Regions from separate parts of the Homo sapiens genome. Here regions 1 and 3 are each linked to region 2. A link is a contact called in ENCODE Hi-C or POLR2A ChIA-PET data. All regions are on one chromosome and are shown on one strand. Each heading gives the region's core, a stretch centred on a gene start or an enhancer-like site at or near the end of the contact. The rest is flanking DNA. Distances are from core to core; before and after follow the strand shown.

Evidence for each region. A loop is a pair of places that touch in the nucleus more often than their neighbours do. ChIA-PET counts read pairs that join two places held with the same protein, here RNA polymerase II (POLR2A). Pooled maps may share reads with other maps.
Region 1: a map of Right ventricle myocardium inferior shows a loop between it and region 2 (4-fold over the local background). The contact joins the enhancer-like site here to the promoter of LOXL1 in region 2. A Hi-C loop is called at or near these places in 2 of 168 maps with a recorded cell type or tissue (Right ventricle myocardium inferior and right cardiac atrium) and 5 of 50 pooled maps. POLR2A ChIA-PET finds 5 or more read pairs at or near these places in 1 of 52 experiments (AG04450).
Region 3: a map of chondrocyte shows a loop between it and region 2 (2.8-fold over the local background). The contact joins the promoter of INSYN1 here to the promoter of LOXL1 in region 2. A Hi-C loop is called at or near these places in 1 of 168 maps with a recorded cell type or tissue (chondrocyte). POLR2A ChIA-PET finds 5 or more read pairs at or near these places in 2 of 52 experiments (A673 and PC-9).

What each region holds. Positions count from the first base shown.
Region 1 is chr15:73,714,553-73,718,566 of GRCh38, forward strand. No RefSeq gene overlaps it. Among named protein-coding and RNA genes, the nearest start is that of CD276, 32 kb to the left of the region's middle. Within about 2 kb of position 2,024, at least 3 of the 41 ENCODE cell types and tissues checked have a DNase peak (open chromatin) inside an H3K27ac peak, as active enhancers do.
Region 2 is chr15:73,923,152-73,927,711 of GRCh38, forward strand. It overlaps LOXL1 (lysyl oxidase like 1), which reads left to right and starts at 3,311. Exons shown (of 7, transcript NM_005576.4): 1 at 3,311-4,560. The coding sequence starts at 3,633. The region is part of intron 1 of LOXL1-AS1 (LOXL1 antisense RNA 1); the gene reads right to left. RefSeq lists enhancers at 1-778, 3,817-4,560 and a silencer at 4,559-4,560.
Region 3 is chr15:73,750,567-73,754,624 of GRCh38, forward strand. INSYN1 (inhibitory synaptic factor 1) reads right to left here and starts at 2,785. Exons shown (of 3, transcript NM_001039614.3): 1 at 1,544-2,785; 2 at 409-1,131. The coding sequence starts at 564. RefSeq lists an enhancer at 902-1,675.

The DNA.
Region 1 (4,014 bases), core at 774-3,273, 210 kb before region 2:
CCAGGACTCAACCAGCAGGATTCTCTCCTGGATGTTGCAGGCTGGGGTAGGGAAGCCTGGCCCTCCTTATCTCACCGTCCTTAAATCACTGGATCCCCAAGGCCATTTGGCTCCCTCCTTGGCTTCAGTTTCCCTCTGGGTAAAGTGAAGTTGGTTGTCCAGAAAGCCAGGCCCTTTGGTCACTGTATGGGGCTCCTCCCACTGGAAGCATCACTCAATTTCTTTGCCTCAGAAAACTCAAACCTAGGCTTGTTTAGGGCCTCTACTAATGAACCCATTTTAGAGACTGTGAAGCTGAGACCCAGTAAGAAGCTGGCACCAGGAAAAGAGTTCTGAATGCTGTTTCTGGCTGACTCAATTGGATGGGCACCAGGCCAGGGATCAGAGGTCCATTCCCAGGACATAGTTCTGCCCTATGACCCTGAGCAGGACATTTACCTTCTCTGAGCCTTGGCTTTCTTGTACAAAAAATAGCCACCTATGCATAGTGGCTCATGCCTGTAATCCCAACACTTTGGGAGGCTGAGGTGGGAGGATCGCTTAAGGCCAGGATTTCAAGACTAGCCTGGGCAACATAGCAAGACCCTGTCTCTGCACAGAAATAAAAAATTAGCGAGGTGCGGTGGCACCCACCTGTAGTCCTAGTTACTCAGGAGGCTGAGGTGGGAGGATCGCTTAAGGCCAGGATTTCAAGACTAGCCCGGGCAACATAACAAGACCCTGTCTCTGCACAAATAAAAAATTAACTACAGGCACACACCTGTAGTCCTATTACTCAGGAGGCTGAGGTGGGAGAATCACTTGATCTTCAGCCCAGGAGGTCGAAGTTGCCATGAGCTGTAATTGTACCACTGCATTCCAGCCTGGGCAACAGAGCAAGACTCTGTCTCTAAAGAAAAAAAAAAAAGAAAAGAAAAATAGGACTGAGGTTTTAACTACCTTCCATTTTGAAAGACTGAGAGGAGGCGCACAGGCTTCCAGAGAGCCAGATTCAGGGCTATGGGAACCTGCCTAGGATACTGCGTTCGCTTGCCCCTGGATGACAGTGTCCTGGCACTGGGACAGCCTGGAGCTTTGCAGACCCTGGGCAGCAGGAGGAGCCTGTGCTGGGGGTGAGGACACTTGACTTTCAATCCTGGCTCTGCTGCTAACCTGTGTCCATGTCCTTCATACCTCTGAGCCTTACTTTCCTTATCCATTAGATAGGGGTGACAAGTCATCTCCCAAAAAGTATGTGGCATTCTTTACAAACTGGAGGCTTTGTTATAAAGTTGATGGCTCTAGGGGTGAGATCAGTCATGTTGCTTGAGGTCCTGTCATCGGTGCTCTGGGTGGGTATTAGGATTGAAAGACTTATGCCTTTGCCCCTTCAACCCACTGTGTGCCCTTGAGCTTGCTGCTTCACCACACTGGGCTTCAGTCCCTACCTGTAGAGACAGTAATAGTTCCTGTTTCAAAGCACTGTTGAGAGGGCTGGATAAAGCAGTGGGTGAGAAGACACTGCAATTAGGCCAGATGCAGTGGCTCACGCCTGTAAACCCAGCATTTTGGGAGGCTGAGGCAGGCAGATCACCTGAGGTCAGGAGTTCAAGACCAGCCTGGCCAACATGGTAAAACCCTGTCTCCATTAAGAATACAAAAAAATTAGCCGGGTGTGGTGGCACGTGCCTGTAGTCCCAGCTAATCAGGGGGCTGACACAGGAGAATCATTTGAGCCCAGGAGGTGGAAGTTGCAGTGAGCTGAGATCACGCCACTGCATTCCAGCTTGGGTGACAGAGTGAGACTCTATCTCAAAAATAAAAATAAAAAGACACTGCAAACCATTAGGTGCTGGGCACATGTGGGGGGCTATTCTTTCCCTCCCTGCAGTCAGGCCCACGCGCTGTTGCTCCTTAGGTGATTTTGTAGATTGAGCACAGTGACTTGGAACAAGCTCTCTGAAGCCCAGTTTGTTCATCTGTAAAACAGGCACAGGAACCCATGCTTTTTCTTTGCGACAGGGCTGGATAAGGCTCAGACAGGACACTGTATCAAGTGTTCTGGGCACGGACCCAGCAGGTGTGGGACTTGCCTGGAGGCTTAGGTGTAAAGAGAGTGGCAACTAAGTCCTCTGGTGACAAGTGCCCTGGACAGCAGTATTTTTAGCTGCCCTTCCTGGGCAAAGCTCCAACTCCTACATTTTAATGGAGAAATAATTCTCACAGTGCGACAAGCTATAGCTTGCAGGTGTCACATCCATATTAAAGAGGGGACAGAGCGAGGTTCATTTGCCTGGCTCAAGGTGTGACCAGAATTCGCCTCCAGGACCATTTGTAACCAGGGCTTGAAGACCAGTGGATCTGACTACTCACCACCCAGAAGGAGGAGACTGGGAGGAGGGGTTAAAATGGTGTGGCCAGGGCACCTGGATCATCCTGCCTCTTCTACTTGTGTGTTTGGAGCATTCTGCTTACACTCGCAGACCCTGGGCAGCAGGAGCCTGGGCTGGGGGTCAGGACACTTGACTTTGAATCCTGGCTCTGCTATTAGACTGGCCACCTTCTAGACTGTTGTATCAGTCTTACACATTTACAAAAATATCATAAACATCATGCAACCCTTTTTTCTGTTTTTCTTTACTCTTTTCCCAAGTCACTTCTTCTAGATAGAAGTGTCCTTGTCCTCTTTACCTTCTATATCGATGTGTAACATACCTCTAGTATTTACAAGATGCTAATCCTCAGTGTATGACTCCATGAATTTTTACACAAATCTCTACCCATGTAACCACTACCCAGATCAAGATATAGAACAGTTCCTGGATTCCAGAAAGTTCCCTAGTGTCCCTACCCAAGCAACAGCCCCGCCCACTTGGCTGCTTTCACCAATTAGTTTTACTTATTCTTGAACTTCATATAAATGGAATCCTGCAGTACATGCTATTTTGTATCTAGCTTCTTGCAAAGACCTCCCTCGTTCTTTTTAAATGGCTACATAGTATCTCAAAGTACTGCTGTTCTAGCCTATATTTTGCTAGTTCCTACAGTTTAGACACAAATAATGCAGGCTTGTGTTCGAGTTTCTACAGTATGGAGCCCTAGAAGTGGGATCTCTGGATACATTTTAAGTGTTACCAATTGTTTCAGCTGCCTTTTTAGCCAGTCCCTGTGGCAGTAAGAATGCAAGTGAAGAAAACTTAGGGTGGCTGGAAAAACTGATTCTAGACAGGGCAGAGATGGTGCTTGGAATTCACATCCAGTTGGTCTCTCAGAGACTTCAGAGTGGAGCCTGATTTGGTAGTGTACAGGGCCTGCAGTCATCCCTTCCACCCGCTCTGGACCACCTTGCCCTTCAGCATATGTCACTGCCGCTGCCTCAGTTTCCAGGAGCTATCTGCGTCCCCGGGACCCCAGTCCTGGGGGAGTGCGTCTGCCTCCTAGTGGATTATGTGGGCCGAGCACCGTGTTCTGAGTGTGTGTGTGCCAGGGTTGAGCCCTGCACCCGCAGCACCATAATTGATGGGGGGAGGTTCTCAGCATCTTTGGGGTTTTTCTTTAAAAGAAGGTCTCACTCTGTTGCCCAGGCTGGAGTGCAGTGGTACGGTCATAGCTCACTGCAGCCTCGACCTCCAGAGCTCGTGATCTGCCTGCCTCAGTCTCCTGAGTAGCTGGGACTGCAGGTGCCTGCCACTACACCTAATTTTATATATATATATATATATATATATATATATATATATATATATATATTTTTTTTTTTTTTTTTTTTTTTTTTTTTTTTTTTGCAGAGACGGGATCTTGCTATGTTTCCTGGGCTGGTCTCAAACTCCTGGGTTCAATCAATCCTCCTGCCTTGGCCTCCCAAAGTGCTGGGATTACAGGCAAGAGCCACTGTGCCTGGTCAGCATCCTGTTGGATGCAGGTGGCTCAGGTTAGGTTAAATCTCTTGCACTTGTGTCAGAGAGTATTCATAACCTTTGGCACTGCCAGCTCCAGGTAATTATGGTGACACTACTTCATTACTAATGAGGCAGC
Region 2 (4,560 bases), core at 2,061-4,560:
TCCCAGTGCTGCCCCAAACCCATCTACAGCGCAGCCTGGAAGATGGAGGGTTTGGGTGCTCTGGGGCCTTCCCTCTTGGCATCCCCACTATCACAGAAAATTCCGACCCACCATGGGCCTCCTAGTACGTCCCTCTGCAAAGCAAGGGAGGAATCCCACAGCTCCTGACCCCTCTCTGCTCCCCAGACCCGCTGCTGGTCAGGCCTGCTGCTTCCTGGTTCCCCCATGGACTTTCCAGAACTCAGCCTTCCATGACAGGGTCACAGGACCCTGGCTGCTCCGTGGGAGCCCCGGCAACACAGAGCTGAGCACGTGGCAGGGGCTTAATAAAGTCATGCGCAATCAACAGGCTCTTTCATCCTTCTATCACCACCCCTCCGAGGGTCCCTTGACACCGGTTCCTAGTGCCAGGAACTGGCAACAAGCTTCAAGCACATGCCTGGGTCTTAAAAATGTGGGTGTGAATCCCAGCCTGCAGGGACAGGCGGAGAGAGAAGCTGCCCTTCACCCCAGACAGCTCTGGCTCAGCTCAGCCTTCGAGTCCACGCCCTCATTTGACCCCAGCTCTGCACCCTCCATAACCTGCCCAGGTCTCTTTTAGGACCCCACCCTGCAGGTTTCAACCTAAGGATGCCAGGACACCTCCAGCCACCAAGGCAAGGCCTTGCCCAGCATGAGGAGAGGTGATGGAAGGCAGGCTCCCCTGGGCTCACAGAACTGCTGGGCCTGTCAGCCACTGCAGGAGACCTAAACCCAAGTAGAATGAGGTCAGAAGGAGGGAGTAGAGAGGAAGGGAGAGGACAGCTCTGGTGGAGGGGCCACCTCTGGCCCCCCTGCACAAGGTTCACCCTGAGCAAGGAAAGATGCTGAAGACAGATAAAAACAGGAAAGACAGAGGAAGTGGGAGTGGGGGTCAACCCCAAGAGATAAATCCCTCCCTTCTCTCACAAGTCAAGAGGAAAGAAGGAAAATAGTGGCCACATGTCTGGCTCTGTGCTGGGGACTTTTCATAATCCTCTCATTCCATCCTCTCAAATATGCCACAAGAAAGGTATGATTACCCCCAGGTCACAGACGGGACTCTGAAGCTCTGAGAGCTTAAAAAGCTTCCCCGGGGAGTGGCTGGGCCAGGCCAGGTCCCTAGCTCAAGTCATGGTGTGGACCCCCAGGTCTCCATCTCAGCAGGGATGGCTGGCAGGAGCGCAGTCCTGGCCAGGGGAGTCTGTGCAGAGGCCCAGGCTATGTTCAGAGCAGAGTTTATTCAAATAGAGCCTAACAGGAAACTTGGCTCCTCTGACTCACTCTGATTCGACCTTATTAAGAAAAAAAGAGAGAGGAGCAGGAGCCAGCATCGGGTAAGGTTTCACGCCAAGAGCTGGCTCTGAGGCCCGCTGAGTGGAATGGCATGTGCCCTGATCCCCCCACATCCAAAGCCTTGAGGCAGCCCCTGCCCTGCTGTCCGAGTCAAGGCGAGGGGTCCTGCCTTCACGTTAGGGCAACTGAGTTCCCTTCCTCACAGCCATCCTCTGTCCTCCCTCCACTCCTCTTCCCTTCCCTCCCTGCCTAGGGGTACCCTGAGGCCTGTTTCCATTTCTCCCCCTCCTCTGCTGCAGCAGCTGCCCATCTGGCTGGCGGGAGGGCCCTACAGGACCCCAGGGATTCCAAGCAGCTGAGGCCAACACTGCAGGGGGCAAGCAGGAGGGAGGGAAGGCTTAACCCTCCAGGTCCCGGCCCTCAGTAAGCCCTGCCTCAGCATCTTGCTTGGTGTCAGTCACACCAGTGGCTCTTTGGAGGAATCTTGTCTGGAGTCTGAGATGGAAACCCCATGCTGGGGAGCTGAGGTGTCAGCGTTGACAAGTTGCTGGCCAGGAGGTATTGGAAGCCCCCTACCTCTGGGCTGGATTCTGGGCATTTAAAGGGTAGAGACATGCTGGAGTCCAAGCCTCAGTCCTGAAGAACAGTGCAATGGGTGAACAAATGCTGCCTGGCAAGGATGGGGTTGGGAGGTCTATAGTTCCCAAAGAATGTCCACTCTAGTTGCCTCCTCTCTAGGTGGGCTCCAGGCATTTCCAAAATAAAGAATATACAGGAGCCAAATTAAGGACAGGTCCTTCATACCTTGTTTATAAGCCCAAGAGGGCAATTTCTGCCCTTCGGTTCCCAGGAACACGGTTGGAGAAGGCAGCCCAGGGGAGGCCAGAAGAGCAGTATTTGGAGTGTGATTTCTTGGATGCCAAAGCGTTCAAACTTCTGGGACCCCCTCCTATCCCTGCCATTCCCAGAAGGAACAGAGAATCTCCCAAAGCACTCTCAGGAGCCATCTGGCCTAATCTTCCATTGGTAAGCCGTGGCACCTGGATCAGATAGAGTAAGGGACTAAGCCACACAGCAACAGGACCAGGCCAGGTCTCCGGAACCCCCTTCTGTTGTTCAATGCTTACTGGCTTCTCTGCCTCACAGTGACCCCTGTCCCATATCAAAGACAGCCCCCAGTTTCATTTTATCCATGTGTACACTCAAGTTATTCCCAGGCTATGCAGAGCCAAGAGATGTAGGACAGAAACCATACGTGATGTCTGGGAAGTTGATCTCTCCCAGGATCTCACAAGTGCTTTTCAGCTCAGGGATACACCCCACTCTTCAGACTGGGAAAGTAAGCCCCTGAGGTGTGCCACGAGGGAAAAGGTGCAGCTCCAGTGCCTCTCTTCGCAGGCCCAAGAGCTGCGGTGCACCTGGGACCTGGAATTAGAGAGTGGTCCCTGTTCAGCATCTCCCCGAGGAGGCCCACCAACAAAGAGGGTGTGTCTTTTTTTTTTTTTTCTTCCTATTGAGGGTGTGGGATAATGGTGGAAGGAACATGCAAAGAGGGTGTGTCTTAATTAGCACTGGCTTTAGGGAACAAGGAAAAGGGAGAACCCGGGAGTACGGGAAGGAGGCTGGGGCAGACAGGAGTCAGAGGCCCATTCCAGCCCAAACGAGAAGCCAGTGAGCAAGGTGGAGACCAGGGATGCTGTGACCAAAGCAGAGAGGAATGGGCGGGGTGGTGCTGACACCCCAGCCCCGTTCTGCCTGCCAGAGCCCCACTTACCAGGCCCGAGTCCCCAGAGGTCCCCTCCTACTCCCTGCTCGATTCCCTTCCTCAGAGGCAGGTCTGTGGCTTGGCTGGGAACTCCAGGGACTGAGGGAGCACTGCAGCTGTGGGACCGGCGCATAGCTAAAAGCCGGCGGGCCATAGGGCCCCGCGGAGGAGGCCCCAGCAGGCGGACCAGGAGGCCGAAGCCTCCCGACGCTCCCAGCCTGTTGCTTATTCATTCAGAGTGGGAAAGCGCCAGCCGAGCGGCCAGCCAGTGCGGGGCTGGCCATGTAAGGCCCACAGGCGGTCCTGCCCGCCCGGTGCCCTGCGGAGAGCCTCGTGCAGCCCTGGGCACCGCCCCTGCCCTGCCCTGACCCCTTGGCCTTGAAATGCTGTCATCGGAGGAGCCGTCCCGCTCGGGACAAGGCCAGCATGGACAAAGCTAGAGCTGGGGCAAGCAAGGAGCCTTCCTGTCCTCGAGGCCGTGGGAAGAGAAGCACGCCCAGGGGGCCACTCCTGAGAGCCTCTCTGTCCACCAGGCCTCTGCAGAGGGGTCACCATGGCTCTGGCCCGAGGCAGCCGGCAGCTGGGGGCCCTGGTGTGGGGCGCCTGCCTGTGCGTGCTGGTGCACGGGCAGCAGGCGCAGCCCGGGCAGGGCTCGGACCCCGCCCGCTGGCGGCAGCTGATCCAGTGGGAGAACAACGGGCAGGTGTACAGCTTGCTCAACTCGGGCTCAGAGTACGTGCCGGCCGGACCTCAGCGCTCCGAGAGTAGCTCCCGGGTGCTGCTGGCCGGCGCGCCCCAGGCCCAGCAGCGGCGCAGCCACGGGAGCCCCCGGCGTCGGCAGGCGCCGTCCCTGCCCCTGCCGGGGCGCGTGGGCTCGGACACCGTGCGCGGCCAGGCGCGGCACCCATTCGGCTTTGGCCAGGTGCCCGACAACTGGCGCGAGGTGGCCGTCGGGGACAGCACGGGCATGGCCCGGGCCCGCACCTCCGTCTCCCAGCAACGGCACGGGGGCTCCGCCTCCTCGGTCTCGGCTTCGGCCTTCGCCAGCACCTACCGCCAGCAGCCCTCCTACCCGCAGCAGTTCCCCTACCCGCAGGCGCCCTTCGTCAGCCAGTACGAGAACTACGACCCCGCGTCGCGGACCTACGACCAGGGTTTCGTGTACTACCGGCCCGCGGGCGGCGGCGTGGGCGCGGGGGCGGCGGCCGTGGCCTCGGCGGGGGTCATCTACCCCTACCAGCCCCGGGCGCGCTACGAGGAGTACGGCGGCGGCGAAGAGCTGCCCGAGTACCCGCCTCAGGGCTTCTACCCGGCCCCCGAGAGGCCCTACGTGCCGCCGCCGCCGCCGCCCCCCGACGGCCTGGACCGCCGCTACTCGCACAGTCTGTACAGCGAGGGCACCCCCGGCTTCGAGCAGGCCTACCCTGACCCCGGTCCCGAGGCGGCGCAGGCCCATGGCGGAGACCCACGCCTGGGCTGGT
Region 3 (4,058 bases), core at 1,535-4,034, 170 kb before region 2:
TGCACTCTCCCAGGGTCCCTTGTGACCAGATCAGAGTCTGGGAGACAGATGGTGGGTTCAAGGGTCAGCTTGGGTCCCAGAAGGTTGTCTTCCACTAAGAAGCTGTGGCGGGATTCAGTCCTTACTGGCCATCTTGGCAGCCCTTTGTGCTAACCCAGAGCTCCAGGCCCACTGACATGCTGCTCAAGTAACCTCTACAACACCGAGGCCCCTCCAGCCTTGGGGTCTGATGAGATTTTTAGCAAAGCAGATTTGCGGAAAGGAGAGCAAGGAGAAAGAAGGTCCCCAGTAGAGTGACACATGTGCACGCAGCTTTGCACACTCCAACGTATTTATGAGTACGTTTTTGTGCCAAACCCAAGAAGGTTGGCTTAGGGTCTGTCTGGTCCCTCCTCACCCCTCACTTACCTCCCTCAGCTCCTTGGCCACCTCCTTGAGCTCGCGAAGGATGCCCTCAAGCTGCCCGATGACCATCTTCATGCGCTGTCGAATCCGCTCCCGCTCACCACCACTGCTGGGGTCGTCACTGGGCTGCCCGAGGTCCGGGGCGCCCCGAATGTTCATCGTTTACCACGTGGCCGCAGGCCTGCCCATACTCCCCCCAGCTGGGCACACACTGCGTCTGCCTCCACGGAGCCCCCCTCGGCTGGGCAGAGCTCCACATTTTAACGGCCCCCCAGCCCACCCTGGCCCTGGGCGGCCCTCAACCAGCCCCTGCCCCCTGCCACCCAGCCTCCTCTGCCTCTGGGTGGAGAGTGGGACACCCAGAGGGAGACAGAGTCTAGCAGAGGGGGTCAAGGTGAGGACACAGGAGAGGAGGGGGAGGGACCTTGGGTCCCAGGAGTGGCCTCCAGGTCTTGAAGTGCCTGTGGGTGTGCAGAGCTGATCTCTGCCTGAGCTTGAACACAGAGGCAGGGGGATGACTCTGCAGGGACTAAGGGTAAGAGATGCCCTTGGGATGGGGGAAGGCAGCAGGGATCCCCTCACAACTCCTAGGCAGTTGCAAAGGCAGAGGTCTCTGGATGCAACTGACACCTGCAGAGGGATGGTGGCCAGGGTCTTCCAGATGTGGAAGGGGCTCCGGATATGGGCAGCTCTGGGGAGGGAGCTGGATTGGAAGAGGGCAGCCCCCTGCGGAGAGAGCGAGCCTGGCGTCAGCCCTCCCAGGCTGCAGCACCAGCCGGCAATGCCGCTGCCTCCCTCCTCTCGCCAGCCTGCACCCTTCCTCGCTGGGGATTTTTTTTTCTTTGTGGGGAGGGGTGGTGGAGGCAGACGGTTTACAGCACAGCCCCTCCTCTAGAGGGAAAGGGAGGGAGCCCCTGCTTTAGAAGCAGAAGTCCTCAGCCTGCTACGGGGCACCCTGGCCGTAGCTCCCGCCCTCCCCCCCCACCTTCCCCCCAGCCAGGCCTGCCCAGGCTGGTTCACCAGAGGGCCTCTCCAGTCACCCATCCTCCCTCCTAGCGCCCCCAGGGTGCCCTCGTTCCCAGCGGACCCTCCCTCCCCCAGCCCCGCCTTCCCTCAGAACCCCCACTCCTGGACTCACCGAGGGTGGGGGCACCGGCCTTCCCTCCAAGCAGCGTCGGGGGCCAAGCCCCAAGACGGAGTTGGGGGGCCCCCAAGGCTCCCTAGGGCGGGCTTCTCTCTCTGGACCCTTCGGCCCCGGGCCTCAGGGAGGTCCTCCGAGCCGTGACCGGAGACATCTGGGCGGTGGGAGGGGGCGGGGCCTCCGCGCTCCAGGGAAGGGGGCAGGAAAAATCTTTCTCAAGCCTCTCCAGGCTCGGGGTCGGGAATGAGCGAGGGTCCGGCAGATTTGGGGCTCCGAGGCCACAGGTGACCGGGGCGCGGGGAGGCCGAGGAGACGCCGGGCAGGTCCCAGCGCGTGAGCCAAAGTCGGAGGGCTGGGAGGGCGCCGGGATCCCCTCAGCCCACGCCCGGCATTCCCCGGGCTCTGCACCGTCCGGGATTCGCTCTGTCCAGTCCAGATCGGCCGGGTCCGTGTTCCGCTGGGGTCTGCCCTGCCCTACCCCGCCCGGAGTGAGCTGGCACCGCCGGGCGCCCGGGACGCGCTCAGCCCGGACCCAGAACGTCCGTGCCCCGGCACCCGCGGCGTCCGGAGCGGCCGCGAGGGTCTGCTCAGCCCAGCCCCGCGGTCGGCCCTGGGCGAGACCGCTCCCACGGCTCAGTTCACGTTCCGAAAGGTCCGGAATCCACCGGGTCCCCGAGGAGGGGCGATGTCAGCCGCGGGGACCCGGTCCCCGCCGGGCCCAGCCGAGAGCGCGCGAAGCCGGGGGCCCCGGCCGGGCTGGGTTCGGCGGCCCGGGCGCAGGCGGGAGCAGCGCCGGGCGGAGGAGAGGAGAGGAGGCGAGAAGAGGCGAGGGGAGGAGGCGCGGCGAGGGGAAGGGAGGGGAGGGGGCGAGCGGCGGGCCGGGCCGGGCCGGGGCGCACTAGGCTCGCAGCCTCCGCTCGGCTCCGCTACCTCCCGTCCGTTCGCTCTCGGCTCCCCGCCTCAGCAGCCCCCGGGCGCCGGGTCGCCGCCGGTGGGGCAAACAGGCGCCGGGTCGGGGCTGGGCCTCCCTTCACCGCCTCGCCCTGCCCTGCCCCGCCGGGCTCCCGGGGCCTGGGCCCGCTCCCCAAGCGCCGCGGCGCCGCGCCGCCCGCGCCCCGGCCGCCCCCGGCCCGCCCCGCCGCCCCCCGCCGGACTGGCCGCCCGGGCGGGCGCTGGCTCCCTTAAAGGCCGCCCGGCTCGCTTGGCTCCGCTTGCCTCGGCGCTGTCAGGGAAGGGGCCGGCCCGCCGCGCCGGGAGGGAGCTTTTAAAGCGACACACACGCCTCCCAACCCCGAGGGCCAAGCGTGCGAGCCAGGGGGGTCTCGCCACCCGGGCGAGGGGGAAGGGTCTCGCTGGCGGGGCTGGAGGCGGACTGACCGGACCCCACGCCGGCTGACCTGGGGCGCGGAGGGACAGCGTTCTGGGGACTTCGTTCCTTTCCCACCTCTCCAGACACCCCCATTGCCCCCTTCCCCTACTGCACTGCCCCCAAGCTTCCCTTTTGGCCACGTTTCCCGCATCCAGACCCTCCCTTCTACCACCCACATAACCCAGCCCCTGACCTTGCCTGAAATCACATTCATTCAGAAAATAGAATACTGCCAACCTTTCCTGAGAACCTACTGTGTGCCAAGCTCTGGGTCGGCAGGGCTGGGGGTTGGAGGCTGTCTTGGACACCCATCGTTTCCTTCAGCTATTCAACAATTGACTCATGTATTAGAGGCCTTCTGTGCATCAGGTTCCATGCTAGGCTCCGGGGCCACCAGAGCATTTCAGGAAGCTCACGGCTCGGGGACACTCCTGAGTCACAACAGAGGCAAATTCTGGAAGCAATGTTAACAGGGGAGTAGGGAAGTGTGGGTTGGGTGGTGCAGTTCAGGCCAGGGCCTGGCGGGTTCTGCCAGGTAGGCCACCCCTGAGCTGAATCTCAAAGGAGGAGTAGGAGTGACTGTCAGTGTGGGGGGTTGGGGATCAGCATTCCAGGCAGGGAGGAGGGTGGGAGCACAGGCTCAGAAGCAGAAATGGGAGGAGGGGAGTTTAAGTTAACTGGGGCCTTTTAGATACCATTTTGACTGCAGACCACAGAGAGACTCAGAGACCATGGTTAGGAGCTTAGATTTTATCCCGGGGCGGAGGGAGCTTTGATATTGGGAGGAACCTGGGCCTGCTTGCCTTCTCAGGAAACCCCTCTGGGGCATTGTGAGTGGGTGTGAGGAGGTGCCACCGAGATAGAGCAGTTAGGAGGCTATTTCACCGTTGGCCAGAAGACAGTGGAGTCTATGAATCTATGCTCATGAGAGAGGCTGGGGCTTGAGAGTAACATTTTGTTTGTTTTTTTTTTTGAACCATCATTAGAGGGGTGAGATGAACAGGGACGCTGCGTAGAAGTAACAAAAGCAGTAGTTCTGGGCTGGAACCTCAGAAAAGAGTCCATGAGTGAGAGGGAGGAGTGATTAGAAAGATAGGAGAAGAACCAGAAAGTGGAGAGTTATGTAGGCCCAGTAGGAGGAGT